Regions from separate parts of the Homo sapiens genome. Here region 2 is linked to region 1. Evidence: chromatin contacts called from ENCODE Hi-C data. All regions are on one chromosome and are shown on one strand. The core of a region is the stretch at or near the end of the contact, and the rest is flanking DNA. Distances in the headings are between cores, read along the strand shown.

What was found. A loop is a pair of places that touch in the nucleus more often than their neighbours do. Pooled maps may share reads with other maps.
Region 2: a loop to region 1 is called in a map of ascending aorta, with 2.3 times the contacts of the local background. The contact joins the enhancer-like site here to the promoter of ZNF503-AS2 in region 1. A Hi-C loop is called at or near these places in 2 of 168 maps with a recorded cell type or tissue (aorta and ascending aorta) and 8 of 50 pooled maps.

The regions. Positions count from the first base shown.
Region 1 is chr10:75,398,321-75,403,044 of GRCh38, forward strand. ZNF503-AS2 (ZNF503 antisense RNA 2) reads left to right here and starts at 3,208. Exons shown (of 2, transcript NR_024421.1): 1 at 3,208-3,941. It overlaps ZNF503 (zinc finger protein 503), which reads right to left and starts at 3,444. Exons shown (of 2, transcript NM_032772.6): 1 at 2,785-3,444; 2 at 1-2,054. The coding sequence starts at 3,099. The coding sequence ends at 429. RefSeq lists an enhancer at 2,446-2,946.
Region 2 is chr10:76,395,956-76,400,943 of GRCh38, forward strand. All of the region lies in intron 6 of LRMDA (leucine rich melanocyte differentiation associated), which reads left to right. Among named protein-coding and RNA genes, the nearest start is that of KCNMA1-AS1, 490 kb to the right of the region's middle. RefSeq lists an enhancer at 804-3,039. Within about 2 kb of position 1,301, at least 10 of the 41 ENCODE cell types and tissues checked have a DNase peak (open chromatin) inside an H3K27ac peak, as active enhancers do; they include ascending aorta, where a contact is called at or near this core.

The DNA of each region.
Region 1 (4,724 bases), core at 1,958-4,457:
TTTTACCCTCAAGTTTTAAAATTTTTCCCACCTCCTTTTTACCTACAGAGCTCAAACTAAATAATGCACTTTTGAACCACCGGTCCGCTTGGAGCTAACATAAATAAATACCAGTGTCCACCGATGCAGTCCTCAGATGAACACTTTCTCAATTATTTTTTCCTTTTTTTTTCTATAAAAAGTCAAATGATATTTTTTCAACTTTTATAAAGTTTGGGTGGGGAGGTGAAAGTGGGGAGAAGGGGAGTGTCCCACCGGGTCTCGGTCGCTGCTGTCGGGTAGATAGATACGGTATACATTTCTTTCCTTTCGTGGCCCGAGTCCTCCCCACGCGCGGGTGTCAGCAGCCTGGGCCGTGATCCCGCCTCTCCCTGGACTCCTCCCCTCCCCCTCTCCCTCCTCTCCCTCGCTCGCCCTCCCGGCCGCCCTCACTGATACCCCAGCGCCGAGGCGGTGGTCAGTCTCTGTCCGTAGAGGGCGTAGGGGGAGTAGTACGGTCCGGTGGCGGCGGGCACCGGCACGGGGGCGCCAGGCGTGGGAAGCGGGCTCTTGGAGTAGGGGTGGTAGCGGCTGCTGAGTCCCAGCGCGTGGTGGGGGCTGCGCAGCGCCAGCGTCCCAGGGCTGCCCGGTGCGCCCGAGGTGGGGATGTGCATGTGGCAAGCCATGGCGGCCGCGGCAGCGCTGGCCAGAGACGACGAGCTGGGGTAGCCCGACAGCAGTTTGTCTGTCCCGGGAAATGCCGTATGGGTCCGCAAGTGGCTCAGCAGCTCTTCGGACGTGGCGAAGCGCTTGTCGCACGGCCCGTTGGCCGACACCCAGTTGCAGATGTGGGGGAGTGGGTCGTTAGGGAGCATAAAGCCGTAGGGGTAGAGGGGGTGGCCGGCCAGGGAGGGCGGTGTGGCGCCAGCAGCCGCGGCGGCCGTTAGCGAGGAGTGCACACCGTGCAGCGGGTGCGTGGGGTACACCAGCGGGTATCCGGACTTCAGCGCCGCAGCCGCAGCAGCCGGATCATGTGCGCAAGAAGCGCTGGCGGCCGCCGCCCCTGCCAGGTGGCTAGCGCAGTGGTAGCTGAGGCAGTAAGGGTCCCGGCACAAACTGGCTGTCATCACGGACGGCGGAGACGCTCCGGCCAAAGGGCTGGAGCCGGCCGGCTTACTGCAGCCCAGAGACCCGGCCGCGGCCGCCGCCAGCTGCGCCCCCACCAGGCTGCCCGGCTTGGTGGGGTCAAGTGCCACGCCGTGTGGCAGGAACTGGGGCGGGTAGCCGGCGTAGGCCCCGGCCAGGCTGCCTGGGTAGGTCATACCCGCGGGAGGCAGAGGGAACACTGTCTGGCCCGGCTTGTAGGGTGACACGGGAGCCACCAGCCCAGAGCCCAACACTGAGGAGGAGGTGGGCGCGCTGGGGCCGGAGCCGGAGCTGGAGCCCGATGAACCGCCGCAGTCCGAGCCCAGAGCCTTGCCTCCCGGGCCCCCATCCGGATGCTGGTTCACATCCACATTAATCCCGCCGCCGCAGCTAATCCGGCCGTGTGCCAGCCCCGTGGGTCCCCCTTCGGCCGAGGCGCCCCCGGTGCCCTTGCCACCGCCGCCCACGTCGGTGTCTTTCTTGTCGTCCTTGCCCTCCGGGGCACCCCCGGCCGAGGACAGCATACCTCCCGGCGAGCAGGCCGAGGCGCTGGAGCTCGGGCTGCCTGTCCTGGGCGTGAATGGCTGGCAGGTGGCGCTCGGTACCCGGAATCCCGACTTCTCCGACGAAACACCCCCGCCGCCGCCCCCGCCACCGCCACCGCCTCCACCGCCGCCTCCCGGCTCCTTCTTATCCGAGCCGGGTTTGGAGTACGGCTTGAAACTCGACTTGTCCTCCACGCCGATGTCGCTCAGCTTCAGGGGGCCCGATTTGGTGTCCTTGTCGCCCGCAGCACCGCCGCCGGCACCGCCCGCGCCGCCCCCGTTGGAGGCAACCGAGGAGAGTTTGGAGGAGGGCGAGGGGTCGGGCTTCCCGATCTGCGAACATGTTTGCGCCAACAGCGCCAGCGGGCTCTTCTTGGCATCGAGCTGCGGGGTCAGACGATGGGGGGGGAGCGTCACACAGAGAAAGAAGTGGAAACCCTTTAGAATCCTGGCTTCTGGGGTTCAAATGCCTCTCCGCAACAGCCCACGAAGATCCTCCCAGCCCCAAGGCGCAATTCTAGGCGGCACCCCCTCTTCAACACCCACTCACAAACATTCTCGCCGTTGGGAAAGGCAGCAGATTGCTCCCCCCGCCCAACCACCACCCCCAGCAGCATCTTTCCTGCCCTCTCTGAGCGCTAACTAGATTTTTAAAGAGCAAAATGTTTTGGTTTTCGGTTCCTAGACCCAGAACTGTACCCCCTCCCCACAAACACTCCTTAATTCTTCAGAGTAAGGGCTCGGGCGGCTGGCGCCTCAGAGGCTGTGTGCACACACTGGCTTCTGCGGATACGAAGGACGGCGACTTTGGAACCGTATTTCAGACCTCCGCCTGCCTTCGGTGCCGAGTGAAGGGGCCTGGGTCGGGGTAGGGGCTTTCATATCGAAAGGAGAAACAAGTATTGGCAGCCTTGCTCCCTAGCATGCACGCCCCATTCCACTTCCTCCCCCTTTTCCGCCCTAGTTTTGAGGTACGGAAGCAGTAGCCTCTTCCCCCATTCGGGAGCTGAATCACTCCGACCCCCCCACCTCCGCCCAGATCCCGAGAAAAAGAAAGCCCTAGGGTGGCAGCCAGGGTAGTGGTCCCAGTGCGATCCAGAGAGAGGGTCCTTACCTCGATGGGGCTGACCGGCGTGGAAGGCAGGGGCTGCAGGTACTCGGGGTGCAAAATGTGGCCAGTTCGTGCCGTCAGCATCTTCAGCACCTTGATTGGCAGGCGGTTGGCCTGGCGCAGGGGGTCAGAGGGGGGCACGGCGTGCACAAAAGGCTTGGTGCTGCCGGCCGGGGACGAGCCTGGGCCGGGGCCGGAGCTATTTCCAGAGAGCGCGCTGGTCCAGGCAGGGTCTGCACCGCCGCCTCCGCCTCCGCCGCCGCCGCCGCCGCTGTGCTTACTGCTTCTTAGGGCAGAAAGCGAGGGCGCTGTGCTCATGACCCACCCGCGCGCATGGGAGCAGCGGGGGGGAGGGCTCCGGGAGGCGCGGGGCGGGCTCGGGGCTGCGCGCTCGCCCCGGGAGCAGGAGCAGCGGGAGGAGGAGGAGCTGGCGCGGCGGCCACGGGCGCCCAGCGCGCCTTCTCGGCGCCTGGAGCCAGACGCGAGTAATCCTGGGTGGCCCGCAGCGGAGCCGTGGCCGGGCTAGAGGAGCCGGCTGGACTGCGGGAGTGCCGGGCGGCTCGCGGTGTCCGCCTCGGGCTGCTCCCCTGCGCTGCGTTCTCGCGGCCCCGCGCCGGCGCTGCGCTCTGCGATGCGAGCCGCTGCGTGTCCAGCCGGGGCTCTGGCGAGGAAACTCACTTCAAAAGCAGCTGCACCAAGGGGGAGATTAAAGCCTTTGCCGCCTTCCAATCAAATGGGAGCCCGAGGTGATTGGAGGGTCAAGGGGATGTGACGCGTCCCGCGCCGCCGCCGCCGCCGCTGCCAGGACTCTCAGTGCCGGTTTTAATGGGCAGCTCCCTCTTCGCCGCCCCCCTGTGTGTCCCCTCCCTCGATTTCGCTGGGAGGACGAGATGGACATTTATTCTACGTTTGCCATCCGCCGCCTCCCTCTTTTTTCCTCCTCGTCGTTCTTCCTTTCCCCAGCTCGAAAATAAACTGAAACCTTCTTTTGAAGGGGGGTGCGCGTGAGGAACAGACTGCGGGGGGTGTCCAGAAGGAGCACCGGTGGGAGTGTGGACACCGGCCGGACTGTCAACTCCAGGGGCGAAGGGAACCTGCACACCCAGTGTTTTTTCCTTCGCAGTAATCGAGATCCCGCGCGGCGCAGCGCAGCCACCAGGGTAAGAAGGCAAGGTGGGGAGCCGGAGCTGGAAGAAGCCCGCCCGCCCGCTCTAATTTCCTCAGATTCCGCGGCGGAGAAACCAGAAGCTAGATGGGCAGTCGCAGCGGCGGCGGCTCAACACCGCGAGGAGCGCTGGGCTCTCCGCCCTTCCCGGCCACGTGACGCCCGGGGACGCGTAGATTGGGGCAGCAGCGGGGGTCACATGTTTCCTCTGTTTCACCCTCAGTCTGTCCCCCAACCCCCCATTCTTACTCTCCCACCCTGTTTTCCTCCCTCCCCCCCTTCTTTGGGCATCTCCACCCCTCCATCAATTGTCAATGTTCCTCGACCGCAATCAATCAGTTATTTGTCAGCTCTTGTCAATCCTCCCGTGATTTATGTCAGCTTTTGTTGCTGATTACAAGGCGGGTGCGACTTGAAGGGAAAAAGAGAGAGGGAGAGAGAGACGGAGAGGAAGGAGGAGATTGAGAGGGAACTGGAGGAGGGGAAAAGAGGAGCGGCCTCCTGGGATGGGGGTGGGGTGGGGGCTCTAAGAAAAAGAATGAAAGAGGCGCACGGTGTCAGGAAAATGAATAGCGAGAGTAAAGTGCGCAGGTGCGCCCAGGGCGCCGAGAGGGGCGCGCAGGCCTGGAGTGTGCGCCTGCCCTCTCGGTGTCGGAGAGACGCCCTTCCACCTCTGGGAGCCTCGGTCTGTTGGGGTCGCGGAGTTCGGGCGCGGCTCCGGGTACCCGAGACCAGCGGCGGCAACTTCTAACACGGGAGATTTCCCGCCACCCCACCC
Region 2 (4,988 bases), core at 51-2,550, 1.0 Mb after region 1:
ATTTATTTTCTGGGGCTGCCTGATACAAAAAGTTCCTTGTGAAAAGAGAAGATTGGAATCCAATTAGTAGATTGGAATTGATGAGTTAGTTAAGGGCTTTAGCATCCTACCATGGGCTGTGGTTTTTCCCCCTGAACCTATGGGCATGTTTTGATTGAAGATGATGGCTGGAAGCTGCCACGTTTGAAGGGCTAGAGAAAGAGCCTGGGTTTCCTGTGTCAGATGATACAAACTAGAAACTAGAAACGCTACATGGTAGGGAGGCAGTGGGGGACAGAAGAAAAGACATCATTATTCTTTGTCTCTTCTTTTCCCTGGGGGAAATGTTGGCATCCAAATATTCAACAGTAGGTTGACATGTGGAAAGTGGCCTAGCCAAAGGATCTGTGGTGATCGGGAGTCATAAATCAGATATGAGAGGGAGAGACCATATGGTGCAGAAAGAAAGTGACGATGCGATTCTTTCAGCTATAGCCACTCACGTGCACTCTCTTACCCAGTAGAGAGAGGGGCCCCTTTCCACTGTTTCTTTTCTACTTCCCCAGTGAACCTGCAGGAATGTCAGCTGAAATACCTTGCTCTTTTCTACACATTTCTGAATCAGCCAAGATGTCAGTGACCTGGAAAGGACTCAGGTGAGAGCCAGAGAAATGATTAAAGAGCCGGTGATGCCGATGATCCAGTGGGTGTCTCCTCTCCGCACCACTAGAACTGACTTATGGGAAGATAGTCAAATAACTAGATATGTGTTGTTTGGCCCAGGGCAGACAAGAAGGAAGGTATGGGGTAACTTGTCTCCAATGGAGTTGCCAACAGCCAATGAATTATTGTGTCTTTTCCTCTCCAAATGGACTGTCAGTATACATATATATATTTTCAAGTTTTATTGAAAATAGTTACCTCAAATTTACTTGCACTTATTTTCCTGAGAGTCTGAGGAATCACATTCTCATTGCTGCAGGCCCCCAGAAGTTTTGAAACAGCCTCTGCCACGCCACGCAACTCTACTCACCCAGAGAAATTGCCTTCCCTCTTTTCCCTCAACTTGTCTGGAGATGAAAAGGATGAGATTGAAACCCCTTTTCTTAGAGACACGTCCCCTCCCTTGCTGGTTTCTGGCTTCTCTTTTCGGTGTGTGAGCAAAATCATTTTATTAAACCATTTGTCAGGGGGCAGATGGGAAGTCTGTCTTTCCCATTAGTTAGCAGAAAGTGACCCCAGCAGCTGTGGAGGGAATCGGTCAAGCCATTGCTACCAACCAGACCAGGGTGGAGAAGGAGGCCGGGCTTTGCTCAGTTGTCACAAGGTCCCAGGCGGCTCCCCAGGAGCCTTGGAACTGATGAGGCCCTGTTTTTATTGGCCATGCCTGTGGTAGGCTGACTTCCTTCACTCTGAGCTTCAGGCCAGCCAGGGAAGGGGGCAGGGGCCACTAGCATTGGGAAGCTTTCGTACTTTGCCCTTAACACTCCATATCCCTGTTTAATTAATTTCCTAACTTTGTGGGGGAAAAAGATGAAATAAATAAGGCCAACTGACCACTTCATAATTTGTTTCTGAAGCTTGGCTGGACATAAAAGTCTCCCTTCCAAAACCACACGGCATAATTTATTTTACGATTCCCTCTCGGCACCAGGTCTGGGCTAACCTTGAGTTTGGAGGCTGTGCCTTCGCTTCCTGGTGCTGGTGGTCACAGTGTGTCCTTTCTTGGCAGTGGCCATGGGCCCAGCAAAACAGACCTCTGAAAGGCGAGCAGATTAATCATTTTGAAGGCATGCTCGCCTCAACAGTTCCCCTGCAGGATGTCGGAGAACCGGAGAGAGGGGACTGCTGTAGTTCACAAGGGGCATAGGGAAATGCCTGAAGACTCACAAAAACAAGGGGGTGAACAACAGAAAAAGAATGAGTGCTTTTAAATTGTACATGCTGGAGTTTTCACTAACCGAAAAGTATTACCAAAAAATATATTGCCACTCCTAGAGCACAAACTGTGATGAGTCCAACCCTTTTATTACAATCAGGCTTTCTCTAAATATATTATGCCCTGCAGGTCAAAATGATTTACTTCTCTATTTTGGGACATCTGAGTTCTATTCTACTGTTGCCAGTATGTTTTCAGCTGTGCCAGAACCGAGCAGGTCTGCGGCTCCTTTGTAACATCAAAACGGAGACATTTATCATTGAGATTTATCATGGGACAGCCTGCCAGATGGTTTGGGTATTTTAAAGGTGAACTGTTTGGGCCTTGATTAGCTCATGCGGACTTCTAGCTAAAGACAACTCTATCAGCTGCTCAGTGGAAAGACACTGACGTCCCCCTCCCCCCAGCTCCCTCCCTCTGTTCTTCTAGTAATGCAGAAAATATTAATGTAATGGCAGATGTGGCATAGATTGTCATTTCAGGAAGAAAACCAAGCCATAACCAATTCCACTGATTGCATTCTAATTATAATGTGACCTCCTGTTGCTTTGCATAGAGGCAGTATTCATTTCAGTACACCACTGTAAAACTTGCCTAGTCAACGACCCTCAAAGGGGCAATTGTAAGATTTAAGCTTGGATTTTTTTGCTCATACCAAAGTCCTTTATTCTGCCAAGCCTCTGCTGATTGGGCCAGAAAGAATGCATTTGATTATATAGACTAAACTTATTGGGAACAGAACCTCTGTGCTTTGAAATGCTTTTCATTCAAATTACATTCAGACATTCAATCAACATTGATTATGATATGGATTGGCAACAGGGAATGCCTTGGGTTTTTGGTCTGGCTTGAAAGTTTGCTGAGTTTCGTACCAGATAACAACTGGGAAGCCAGCTGAGTTTCCTTAACCTTTTCCATGAGTTTCTCAGAAAAGGATGGTTTCTCTTGGGAGGCCAGGAGTTCCTTATTCCCACTTGATGCAGTATTCCAAGATCATTTCTTCACTTGGAAAATTTGGGTCTTTGGGGCTTCCAAATTTAATTAACCTCTGATAGCTTTGGGAAATGTGTGCTCATTTGTGTTTATGTTAATAAAGTAGGTCCTTGACTTTGTGCATGAAAATCTAGGAGAATGCATCTTAGATTCAGATTCCAGGTCTAAAATTTTGTATCATGGAAGAAAGTGATCATCACTAATTCTGGTCATAGATGTTGTCTGTGTGATTTAGAGCAAGGCTCAGTTTTCTCATCTGCAAAATGAAATAAAGGTGATCCCAAGGTTTAATTTCTAATAAAGTTGATTTGAAAATACTAAGAAACAATATAATATTGTTATTATTATTTACATGTCAGTGTATGTGCTTGTGTTTTTGAGGGGCCTTTGCCTGCATCTAGACCTCTCTGTCTCTGGAAAAATCCTGGTGGGATCAGTTTTCGAAGTAGTTGGCTCTTGGCAGACTCGCAGACATACTAAAGTTTTTGTTTTGACTTGAAGGTCCTCTTCCGGCCCTTCTGAATAACTTTAACCTAAAAGTCAGGCTAGAATTCCCACAAGAAGAGAGTTGCCAGGGCATCCTCATTCCAAGCTATAAAATCACTGGAGATAGCTCCATTTTCTTTATCCAATCACATGCCATGAGCTGTCATTTGTGTACAGATGTCTCTCAAATATAGATTTCCAGCCTTCATAGCATTCCTGAAATTTAGCATTGCTAAGTATATGGTCACCTTGAATAGTATTCTAGGATCTCGAATTCAGTACGTTCTCTTTTTCCCCCCAAAACAATGGCAACCAGCCTCTCCTCTGTTCTCTCTTTCTCTTAACTGCTCCTGTAGTTCCAGTTACTAGAGTTCAAAACCTTGGAACTTTTATTTTCTCCCTTGTCTTTACTTCCCACATAGAACTAGTTGCCAAGTCCTGTGAATTATACCACTTGAAAATATCTGTTCTTCCTAAAGTTAGTGCTTTTTCATTGAGTCTAATCATTTCCTTCATGGCCTGTGTAATTTAGTCTTTCCACCAATCCAGTCATCCTACCATGATGTGGCAGCAGCTTCTAAGATGGTCCTTATAATATCTGTTATCTGGTGTTCATACCCTTGTGAGATCTCCTCCCCTTATGTGTGGATGGGACCTGTGATTTGCTTGTAACCAGCAGATTATCGAAAAAAGTAATGGGATGTCACTTTCATGATTAAGTGACATAGGATTGTGACTTCTGCCTTAGTAGAAAACTTTTTTCCTGCTGATCTTGATGAAGTAAGAAGCTATGTTGGAGAGGCCCACACGGCAGCAGCAGAGGGTGGCCTCTGGCCAACAGCCAGTAAGGAACTATGGCCCTCTACCCAAGACCCCACAAGAAACTGAATCCTGTCAACAATCTTTTGAGCTTGGAAGCTTCCCCAGTTAAGCCTCAGATGAGACCCCAGCCCTGGTCTGTACCTTGATAACAGTCTTGTGAGATGCCTAAAACAGAGGACACAGCTAAGCTGTATCCAGATTCCTGACCCACAGAAAGTGTGAGACAACAAATATGTATTATTTTAAGCTGTTAGATTTGTGGTAATTTGTTACCTAATATTAGACAGCTGTATCCTAGAGCAGCTAGATTACTGCCTGACAATATCAGTCTTTTGCTCAGAAATACTCAGTGTCTTCATGATTCTTTGTCTTTGGCCTTGAACTCCCTATTCAAGCTGTTTTCCAATTCTCCTTCCTGAGCACAATTACCTCTGTACTGTTCATATTTCTGGCTTTCTGCCTTTTACCTTTTGCTGACATCGTTACCATTTCCTGGATTTTCTTTATGACTAAATCTCACATCTTTTTTAAAGGCCCACTTAAATGTCACCTCTTTCATAAAAGCTTTTTTGATCTCTGAAGCTATATAGATCTCTGAGCTGCCATCGTTCTATACCTCAGGTTCCTATTCATTTTCTACCTCATAGGGGACTGGTTTGAGAACATTGCTGTATCTGTACTACAGGTTGAATACCCCTTATCAAAAATACTTCAGGTCAGAAGTGTTGAGAATTTGGGGTTTTGGGGGAGATTTTGGAATATCTGCATT